Regions from separate parts of the Homo sapiens genome. Here region 1 is linked to region 2. The links are chromatin contacts, found by Hi-C or POLR2A ChIA-PET in ENCODE. All regions are on one chromosome and are shown on one strand. The core of a region is the stretch at or near the end of the contact, and the rest is flanking DNA. Distances in the headings are between cores, read along the strand shown.

Region 1 (5,148 bases), core at 1-2,500, 200 kb before region 2:
GGCTGGTTGGGTGCCCCTCCCCAGAGCAATCATGGTCCAGTGGATGCCGGTGCTTGATGCAGAAGTTTCGGCTACAGCGTTCACAGGTCAGTTTCATCATTTCTCGCTGCCGGCAGCCAGCGCGTTCACACTTATTGGTGAAGATCTGAGGTGAAGTGAGAAGGTTGTCTCTGCTGAGACTCTGATTAGCTGTTTGGGTTTCCAGGCATCCGTAGTCCCAGCTGGGTTGTGGCTGACCCCTACAATGTTTACCTTACGTTTTTGCTGTGCTGGATCAGAGCGACAGTCTCTGTCAATGTGCTCTCCCACAGCACGGTCAGGGGGCTCCCCTCTGGCCACAGGCACAGGCACATTACAGAGAGGGCACACAGGTACCTGGATATCCTGTAGTCAAGGAGCAAGGGTCAGTCTGTGGCCCACTCCAGTCCAACAAATCTCTGGTCCTGAAAGAACTTGGATATGACCCACCACAAACACGCAAAAAAACAGTGTTTCCCAGCACTGACAGCCTCAGAAGGACAAAAGGGAGAAGAAACGTGAGACACAGATTTGGGGGATTCTGCACGCATTCTCCATCTGCCTGCTTTCACCCTGAGGATCGCCCCCTCACCTTTTGGTAAGCAGATCCACAGTGATGCTGGGCGTAGGCCACATGGTCTGCGCAGAAGATGCCTGAGCAGGCATCACACTTAAGCGGCAGAAAATCTGCAAAGAGTTGGTCGGATTGCAGGTCCAGCGGGACCTCGATGTCCTTCTCTCTCACTCAAGTCTTCCACTCGGGAAGGAAAACGCCACCCTATTTTCGACACACCGCCCCTTCCCAAGCCCATTACCTCCTTGGCCACGCCCCCTCTGCCGCTGACCACCCCCCCCCAGCTTCAAGCCCCGCCCCCCGGCATTGCCAGCCTGGGAGCCCACCCTTCCCTCCCAACCTGCGGTTCAAAGTCCCTGTCCGCTGGGCCCCGCCCCCCGCGCGCTCCGCCCCTCACCCAAGCGCTGACAGCTCGGCTCCGAACAGTGAGCGCCGAGGTCCGGAAACTCCATCGCCAAGCCGGGCAGGGTCTGCTAGGAGAAGCGACGAGTGCTGAGCGTCTTTAGGGCTCGTGCTCGAAGTCCGCACCGCGACCCCGCACTCTGGCGGGCTCCCTGCCCCGCCCCTTCCTCTCCCCCGCCCAGCCCGGGTTACCGGAGCCCCCGCGCCAGCCGGCCCCCGGCGCCCGCTCCTCCCTCGGCGCGCGCGGCGCGCTGACGTCATCCCGCAGGGCTGGCGCGTCCGGCGCAGTCTCCGGGCAGCCGGGGAGGGCCTCGGTTGAGCCCCGCCCCGCCTCGCCTTGCTCTAGAAGGCTGAGTCGGAAGACTGTCCCGAGGCGAGAGGGTGTTGATGCGCGGCTCCGCCACCCTGGGCGCGGGCGTAGCTCCGCAGAGGAAGGCCAGCGAAGGCAAAGACGGATATCTTGGGGGATGGAAGGCTGGGTGGTTTGGGGTCTTTCACAATTCGGTCCTTAGCCCGCTTCACACACGATGCCCTCCTCCTGGCCATTTTGTTCACGGCCACGGCTGCCCTTCGCCTCCACGAGCTGACAGCTCCTGTATTTCTCTGAAGTACAGACGTCTCTAGAGCTGCAGATCCCTCCTCAGTCTGAACTAGGCGCACCTGCTATGTGATCTTACTTCTTCCATTCTAGCACCCATATCACTAATGCGACCAACCCCTATATGAGCATACTGGGAAATCAGGAACCACGTCTACCTTGTTTCGTGTTAGGTCCCAGCACCTAACAGTGCCTAGAACAGTGTGGTCCTCAGTCTTTAGTGTGAATCCAAATCGCCTACGGAGCTAGTTTAAAATGCGGATTTCCGGGCCCTGGAGCTTCTAATTCAGTAGGAAGCACCTGAAGGAATTCTGACACAGATTGCCATGCACCACACTCTGAAAAACCCTAGCCTAGAATATTCTTAGTAATTATTGAATGTAGCCAGGACTACAGGCACAAGCCACCGTGCTCAGCTAATTTTTAATTTTGTAGAAATGGGGTTGGGGAGGGGTCTCTCTTTGTTGCCCAGATTGGTCTCGAACTCCTGGCCTTAAGTGATCCTCCTGCCTTGGCCTCCCAAAGTGCTGGGATTACAGACGTGAGCCACCACACCTGACCAATATAATTTTTTTTTTTTTGAGACACAGTGTCACTCTTGTCACCCAGGCTGGAGTGCAGTGGCATGATCTCGGCTCACTGCAACCTCTGCTTCCCGGGTTCAAGCGATTCTCCTGCCTCAGCCTCCCAAGTAGTTGGGACTACAGGTGCACACCACTGCGTCCAGCTAATTTTTGTATTTTTAGAGACGGCGTTTCACCATGTTGCCCAGGCTGGTCTCGAACTCCTGACCTCGTGATCTGCCCGCCTCGGCCTCCCAAAGTGCTGGGATTACAGGCATGAGCCACCACTCCCAGCCAATATTCTTTTTATTTTAAATTGCATCCAGGACTTTATAAATGCTTTTATTTTGTTTCAATATATAACTGTCAGATTTCAAATAATTTTTTCCCAGTCTCATTATAATCATTTGGTTCTAAGAATTTTGTTTATTCATTTTTTTTCCTCTCTATATTCATCAGTACAATTTAGAATTGTAGGCTTCCAGTCCCGGCATGGTGGCTGACGCTTGTAATTTCAGCACTTTGGGAGGCTGACGCAGGAGGATCGCTTGAGCCTAGGAGTTCCAGCCTGGGCAACATAGTGAGACCCTGTCTCTACAAAAATAGAAAGAATTGTAGGCTTTCAGTTTGGAGAAACGTGTATGGAGCAGACTAAACAAAGATAAACACTGCCTCTCTCCCCACTCCCACTTTACAAATGCTCAGATAACCAAAGCCTTGTGGAACTCAAAAAATAAAAATCTTCGGATCTCATTTTTGAGCATGAGCCAGAATGCTTGAAGTGCAAATGTAGTCATTTGTTCTTATGTTGCTATACAGAAATACCTCGCTAGGCATGGTGGCTCATGCCTGTAATCCCATCCCTCGGAGGCCAAGGTGGGAGGGTCACTCGAGTCCAGGAGTTTGAGACCAGCCTGGGCAACATAGTAAGACCTCCCTCTCTACAAAAAAAATTTTTAAAAAGTTAGCTGGGCATGGTGGCATCCACCCGTTGTCCCAAATACTCGAGAGGCTTTGGTGGGAGGATTGCTTGAGCCTAGGAGCTCGAAGTTGCAGTGAGCTATGATTGTACCACTGTGCTTCAGCTGGATAACAAAGTGAGACCCTGTCTTTAAAAAAAAAAAAAAATCTGAGGCTGGTTGATTTATAAAGAAAGAGGTTTAATTTATTCATGGTTCTGCAGACTGCATAGGAAGCATGGTGCCAGCATCTGCTCAGCTTCTGGTGAGGCCTCAGGAAGCTTCTAATCATTGCAGAAGGCCTAGGGGGAACAGGCATGTCACATGGCAAGAGTGGGAGCAAGAGAGAGAAGAGGGAGGTCCCAGAGTCTTTTCAAAACCAGATCTGATGTGAACTGAGTGAGAATTCACTCATCACCAAGAGGATGGCACTAAGCCATTCATGAGGGGTCCACTCTCAGGTTCCAATCACCTCCTGCCAGGTCCCACCTCTGACATTGGGAATACATTTCTTTTTCTTTTCTTTTTTTTTTTTTTTTTTTCTTTTTTGAGACAGAATCTCACTCTGTCGCCCAGGCTGGAGTGCAGTGGCACAGTCTCAGCTCACTGCAACCTCCGCCTCCCGGGTTCATACCATTCTCCTGCCTCAGCCTCCCAAGTAGCTAGGATTACAGGCGCATGCCACCACGCCCGGCTAATTTTTTGTATTTTTAGGAGAGATGGGGTTTCACCGTGTTAGCCAGGATGGTCTCGATCTCCTGACCTCGTGATCCGCCCGCCTCGGCCTCCCAAAGTGCTGGAATTACAGGCATGAGCCACTGCGCCCGGCGGGAATACATTTCAACATGAGATTTGGAGGGGACACATATCCAGACCATATCATGCCATAACAGACTTACCTCAGAGACCCCAGCGACCACGATAAAAGTGAATGAAGCTCTCACGGTAGTATCTCTCTTCCCAGGCAAATATTTTTCTGACTGATGGGTTATAGTCCTGACTAAGCTCTCTGTGCTGATTACCAGCCCAGGGGCTTTCTCACTGGGTGATGTTCTCATCCCACGATTTAAAAAGAGTGCCCGCACAAACCAAAGTCACCATTCCCCAATGTAGCCTCCTTGCTTCCTGAATAAAAGAAGCCAGGAGAACACTGAGAGAGAAATCAAATAACATTTTGCAACTTGAATTAGCTATTTTAGGAGATATCAATTAACAACTGAGCATTACTTAAGTCTCTTTTATTGTAGACCAACAAAGCATACACAGACCTGCTAAGCAGCCTTGCGCTTTAGCTGTGGGTAACTGAGCTGCAGCCTCTCATTGGGACAGTAGACATAGGTTCCTCTAAAATTCGCAGGCATAGTCATAGCCAGACGCCAGTTATTTTAGCTTTAGCAGGTCTAAAGCAGACAAGGTCAAACTGAGGATAGCCAGAAAAGGTGTCTTGGCTCCAATTCAACTTGAATATTAGTTTAATGGTATTTGTCTCAGTGGTTTTCCGCCTCTCAATTGACTCTTAGTGAAACAGTGCATATAGAAATGGAAGGAAAAGGCCAGGCACGATGGCTCATGCCTATAATCCCAACACTTTGGGAGGCTGAGGTGGGCAGATCACCAGAAGCCAGGAGTTCAAGACCACCCTGGCCAACATGGTGAAACCCTGTCTTTACTAAAAATACAAAAATCAGCCAGGCATGGTGGCAACAGAGCGAGACTATGTCTCAATTAATAAAGAAACAGGAAAAAAAAGAAATGGAAAGAAAAACTAGCACTTATTGTTGTGTCCTGCTCTTCCTCATGTGTTAGCTTATTTAATCCCCTGTGAAAATCCTTTGAAGTAGGCCGGGCACGGTGGCTCACGCCTGTAATCCCAGCACTTTGGGAGGCCAAGGCGGGCAGATCACAAGGTCAGGAGATCGAGACCATCCTGGCTAGCACGGTGAAACCCTGTCTCTACTAAAAATACAAAAAATTAGCTGGGCGTGGTGGCGGGCACCTGTGGTCCCAGCTACTCGGGAGGCTGAAGCAGGAGAA
Region 2 (5,172 bases), core at 494-2,993:
CAGAAGGTGAGCAGCCAGGCCCCAGTGAGGACGGGAGGGAGGCGAAGTGCAGAAGGTTCCTAGGAGGCAGTGGGATGCCAAGGATGGCTGCTGCCTGTATGCACATCTCATCCTAATTCAGTGCTTAGTGAGGTCATGTTGGTAGCTTAAGGCCTCTGTGGGAGTATCCGCCCGGCACCAACACTGAACTTTATTCTTTTTTCTCTAAGAACTAGTTGTTGACATTTACCAACTTACCAGGAGAATTGTTATAGTCTGCAAAGTCTTGTAAATGGGCTTCTAGAGCCAGAAAAGGACCACCTGTCTTGCAGGTGGGACTTCCCGCCGGGGCTGCCCTACAGATGATTTATGTCATTGTAGGGATTCCCTAGGCCCCACCCAGTCCCTTCTGCGCCCTCTCATCACTTCCCTACCTTTCTCTAAACTTGGCCCTGAGATGCCTACTACATCGCCTGGGTTTGAATCCCACCCCTTAAACCAGCAGCATATTTGGCAACTTGGAATCTTTTAGCCACACTTGGAACGTCCGTAACATTGAAACAAGAATGCCCCATAGTGTAGTGGATGAGGGGAGTCGAATGGGAATCTCCGTAGAGCTCGCGGCACAATGTACCGCACGGACAGGCGAGCGAGGAGGCGCGCGGGCACTGCGGCCGCCCTCATGCTAGCCCCCGCCCCCTCGCAGGCTCCCGGCCTTCGCCAACCTGCAGGAGGCGCTGCTGGAGAACATGATCCAGAACATCCTGGTGGAGGCGAGCCGCGGGGAGGTGGTACTCACCTCGCGGCCACGCGTCATCGCCCTGCCGCCGTTCTGCGTGCCCAGGTAAGGGCGCCGGGACCAGCGGCCGCGCAGACCGCGCGAGAGGGGCCACGGGGGCAGCCAGGCTCTGCCCGAAGCCTCGCCCCCACGCCTACCTGGGACTTTTTGTCTTCCAGGAGTCTGACCCCGGACACGCTGCTGCCGACGCAGCAAGCAGAGGTACTCCACCCGGTGGTGCCACTTCCTACCGACCTTCCGTAAATGCCCGCGCCCAGCCTCTCCGACATGCCGCTAGGGGTCACGCCTGGCCCCCTCTCCACCGCCAGTAAAAGCATCTAGTCTTTTTTCTGTATCTACCTTGACTTTATTTCCCCGACGAGGGGGAACGCGCGCGCGAGCTCTGAGAGGGAAGGATGGCAGGGAGCAGCCCGGGCGGACTGCAGAGGCGCGGCGGGAACTTAGGGCCCGGGAGGATGCACCTCTCCGCCCACACTGCAGCTGGACTGAGACCTGGCCGCTAGCTGCCGGCCGCTGGACCGGGTCTGGCCAGTGGAGGGCGCTCCGGACGGGGCCTGGCTGGCCTTTGCCCCAGCGCACCTTGGTGCACAGTAACTGAGTGCCAGGCCTGGCCAGCGAAGCAGGTGTCCACTGGGCAGGGCGGCCACCCCTCACCTTTCCGCGCCGCGCCTGCTCGGAGGCTTAGCACCCCCAGGGCCAGCCCCTTAGCATTTGCCGAGCTCCGAGTGCCCAAGAGGCTGGGGAGGAAGAACTGAGGCACGCCGCGGAGGGCCAGGAACTAGGCTGGGGCGGGTCGAGGTCACCACTGGATTTCGGGCCACAGACCCTGCTAAGCGACTCCCACTGTGAATCAGTCCTCAGACGAGGATGGATACCCACCTCTCGGTTCCTCCTAACCCCCGCCCGGGAGCTTCTGTCCTCTGCTTCTCGGCTCCTCCCTCCCAGAGGCAGGTGGGTGGAAAAGTGACATCTGGTGTTGTTCCAGAGGCGCCCAGGGTCCCCAGCACCCTCCCCTCCGCCCCCGCCACCAAGGCCTCGGAGAAGCTCCGGTCTCAGAGCCCGGGCGGGGGAGGGGGGAGCGCTCCGCCTCCATGAGTCAATATTTGCCCCGAGCAAACGGGCGCCTGGACAGGTGTGAGTGTGTGTGTCTGGGGGCGGGGACTGAACAGGCAGTATAAGAGCACACGGAGCCCGGGCTCCGGGACAAGCTCCAAGGCGTGGGCTGGGGACGAAGCCAAGCTAGGCTGGGCCGGGCGGAGGGGCCAGGAAAGCCGGGCGGAGGGTGGCTGGGAAAGGAGGGGCGGGCCAGGTGCGCACCTGCGGTGGCCGCCGCGGCCGCCGACGTGTCAGCCGCAGATGCGTTCAGGTGAGGGCGGAGGCTAGCGGGGCGCTGTGCAGCACTGAGCTCGCGGAAGACCAGGACCAGGAGATCACCGAGGGCGACCGCCAGGCCCCGGGCCCTCCGCTCCCGCCCCGCGACGAGCCCCTCGCACAAACCGGACCTGAGCGTTTTGTTCGTTCGGCTCGCGTGAGGCAGGGGCGGCCTCTCAGCACCAGCCCGGGGGCCGGCCTGATCGCCACGCAGGCACCTGCCGCCGCCACCGCCACCGCCATCTCAACCGTACGGGTGGGAGAGGCTGTGCGCCGCTCCAGGGGAGATCCGGCTCCCATCCGGCCCCACCCGCCCTGCCTTGCCCTGCCCGCAGCTTCTGGGCTGCCAGGCTCCATTCTGCGTCGTAATACGGGCTGAGCCGGCTCCAGCGGGTGGCGAAGGGGGCCGTGGCCCAGAACAGAAACCCTTCTGGAGGTGGAAACCCGGATTCTAGTCCGCCTCTGTCCCCGCGACTTCTATGGCCTTGGGCAAGTCATTTCCCGGCCTCTTGGTTTTCCCATTTGCTCAGTGAACGGTTGGTCTGGCCTCCCGCAGGGGCTAGGCCCTCCCCAGCCTCCTGTCCCGGTTCCTGGGCTCCTGGTCATGCTGGGGAAGATGCAGGCCCTCACGGAGTTGGAGCCAAGGCTGAGGTGTGGAAAATCTGGGCGGGGGAAGCTGAGGGCCACCATGGAGCCTCAAATCCACTCCTCGGATCTCTGTGGTGCTGCTGACATCCTGAGATGTCACTCCCTGACACTCCCTTGGTCCCTCTTTCAGTCTAAAAACGTCTGAGACAGTCAGACTGACTGAAAAGGACAAGCCCCCAGGCACAGCGGTTCACCACCTTCCTCAAACCTCAGAATCCCACATCCTCGCTTCCATCAGCTGGGGTGGGGTAGGTAGGTGGCCCTCAGCTCAGGCAGAGGCAGCCCCGGGAGATGGGAACCAGGGTCAGAAGTCCCTCCAAACTGCATGTTCCTAGAGGTGCTGGATTGTCCCCTCCACCACCACCCGCTCTAGTGCCCCTATGTCACCCAACTACCCAGAGGCCCCAAAGGATCTGCTGAGCCCGAGTCCGTGGCACAGAGAGAGAAGGGGGAGGGGCGAGATGGCGTTGGACAGATCCCAGGCAGGTTTAGGGAGAGGGTGGACTACAGCAGGGCTCTTCGTGGAGCAGCCCCAGGGGCAGGGGAAGGTCCTTGGGTCCTGGGCTAGGGTGTGTGCAGCCCTCTCCTGGCCCCCCTGACCAGGCTCTGTCCTGGGCCAGCCCTTTACTCTGCCTGGCACTGAAAGATTTGCCTGTCAGGGGCCTGGCATGGTCCTGGTGCACCTTCCCTGTGTCTTTGAGGGCTTCCCCTTCCCTCCCCAACCATGTCAGGGGCCAGGATTCCACATCCTGGGTTTGCACAACAAAGAGATCTCTGCTTGGAATGACCCCCTCCCAAACACACACACACACACACACACACACACACACACAGCCTTGAGGGGAGGGTGGTGAGAAGGAGGCAGCCACCCAGTGGGCGGGGATCTTTCCTGGTGACTGAGAATTACTGCCCCTTCACCCCAGGGCCTAATTTCCCCAGTCCCCCACCCACTATCCATCCTAAGACTGCAGTTGCTGGCCATTACCAGGGATCTGGCCTCTCATCCAGGTCCCTCCTCCGCTGCTCCGCTGCCACAGGGCGGGGTCTCCCAGTGCCGGGCAGGCCTGCAGGTGCGGGGCTGCATGGGGAGGGGGGCACTCAGCAGCTGCTGTACGAGGCAGGCCCCCTCCCCCTCCTGCTCAAAGCTGGAGCCTGCTTCCTGTCGTCCCTGTCAGCACCCTGGGTGGGGGAGGGACCAGGTAGTGGGGGAAGTGGAAAAGGGATTGAGCGGTTGGAGTGCAGCAGCTGAGAAACAGCAGAAGAGAAATGGAGAAGGATGAGAAAGAGACCAAGAGCATAGGCTGAAGGAAAGAGGGGTGTGAGAACACAGGGGAGATCCCAGGGGCTGCAGAGGCTGCAGACCCTAGACTGTGAGAGCGAGACCAGAGGCAGAGATGACCAGAGAGAAACCAGGGAAGAGGAACAGAGAGAGACACATGGAGACAATTCAAGATAACAAGAGATGTACGCTGAGAGAGATTGGGGATGTGGATTCATGGGGCTAGGGCTCAGGGGACCAGAGGCGGGAGGCATCGTGTGTATGGAGAAAGGGGGAAGCTGCAAAACAGCCCCATCCCACCCCAAACTAGGGTGGGAATTAGCCCCAGCAAAGGATAAAGAGGTGATTTCTAGGTGGCAGACAGGTTTGGAGGTGGGGGGAGGGTGATACCCTTATCTTGGAAGCCCATCTCCTCCCATTAAAGGACAGAATGTGAGGGAGGGGCAAGGCCCAGGCCGTGGCTGGACACCAGGGGCCAGTGAGGGGCACAGATCTGACTCCATCTCTCTGAGTTTCCCTCTTGGCCACAGATGGACAAGCCAACAGCTATGGCAGCTGCCCTGCCCCCACCCACCCCAATTATTCTGGCCTAGCCTTGGAATTTCTGGGCTTAGAGGCCGCCCAGGGTCTGTGTGACAGTGGAGGGACCTGGGAGTGGAGGCACTGGCTGGCAGGGGGGAGGCTCACACCCAGGTGCTAATCCCCATCCGGCCAAGGCAGTACCAGAGCCTCACTGACCTTCTTGGAGATTAGTCCCCATGGAGACCATGGCAACTCGCCCCCTCATTCTGGCTAGGCCAGACGGGTGGGTGGGTGGGGCAGGCATACGCTGGATAGGGAGGGGAAGGAACCTTCCAGAGGCATCACAGGAGTCAAGGCTGGGAGGCCCCTCCAGGACCCACAGCCAGCTTAGTTTATAGGTAAAAAACAGAGGCCTTAAGAGGGGATTGACTGACCAAAATCCCCAAATGGCGCCAGGACAAGCACCAACTCCAGAAGCCAGGTCCTCGGCTCGGTTCCCAAGCATTTTTTCCTAGAGAGCAGAGGCCTGAGCAAGAACAAAGGAAATTGGCACACTCCTCTCTGACCCTCCCAA

What was found. Hi-C counts contacts between places; a loop is a spot of excess contacts on that map. ChIA-PET counts read pairs that join two places held with the same protein, here RNA polymerase II (POLR2A). Pooled maps may share reads with other maps.
Region 1: a pooled map shows a loop between it and region 2 (2.3-fold over the local background). The contact joins the promoter of ZFAND2B here to the promoter of CFAP65-AS1 in region 2. A Hi-C loop is called at or near these places in 6 of 50 pooled maps. POLR2A ChIA-PET finds 5 or more read pairs at or near these places in 5 of 52 experiments (Caco-2, HepG2, WTC11 and 2 more).

The regions. Positions count from the first base shown.
Region 1 is chr2:219,202,884-219,208,031 of GRCh38, reverse strand. It overlaps ZFAND2B (zinc finger AN1-type containing 2B), which reads right to left and starts at 1,250. Exons shown (of 9, transcript NM_138802.3): 1 at 990-1,250; 2 at 611-705; 3 at 253-384; 4 at 1-145. The coding sequence starts at 1,044. RefSeq lists enhancers at 1-291, 1,409-1,658 and a silencer at 959-1,358.
Region 2 is chr2:218,998,786-219,003,957 of GRCh38, reverse strand. It overlaps CFAP65-AS1 (CFAP65 antisense RNA 1), which reads right to left and starts at 1,743. Exons shown (of 3, transcript NR_046086.1): 1 at 1,658-1,743. CFAP65 (cilia and flagella associated protein 65) reads left to right here. Exons shown (of 35, transcript NM_194302.4): 33 at 1-6; 34 at 686-823; 35 at 937-1,112. The coding sequence ends at 1,021. It overlaps MIR375 (microRNA 375), which reads left to right and starts at 2,250; the gene lies at 2,250-2,313. RefSeq lists enhancers at 1,677-1,971, 3,414-4,397.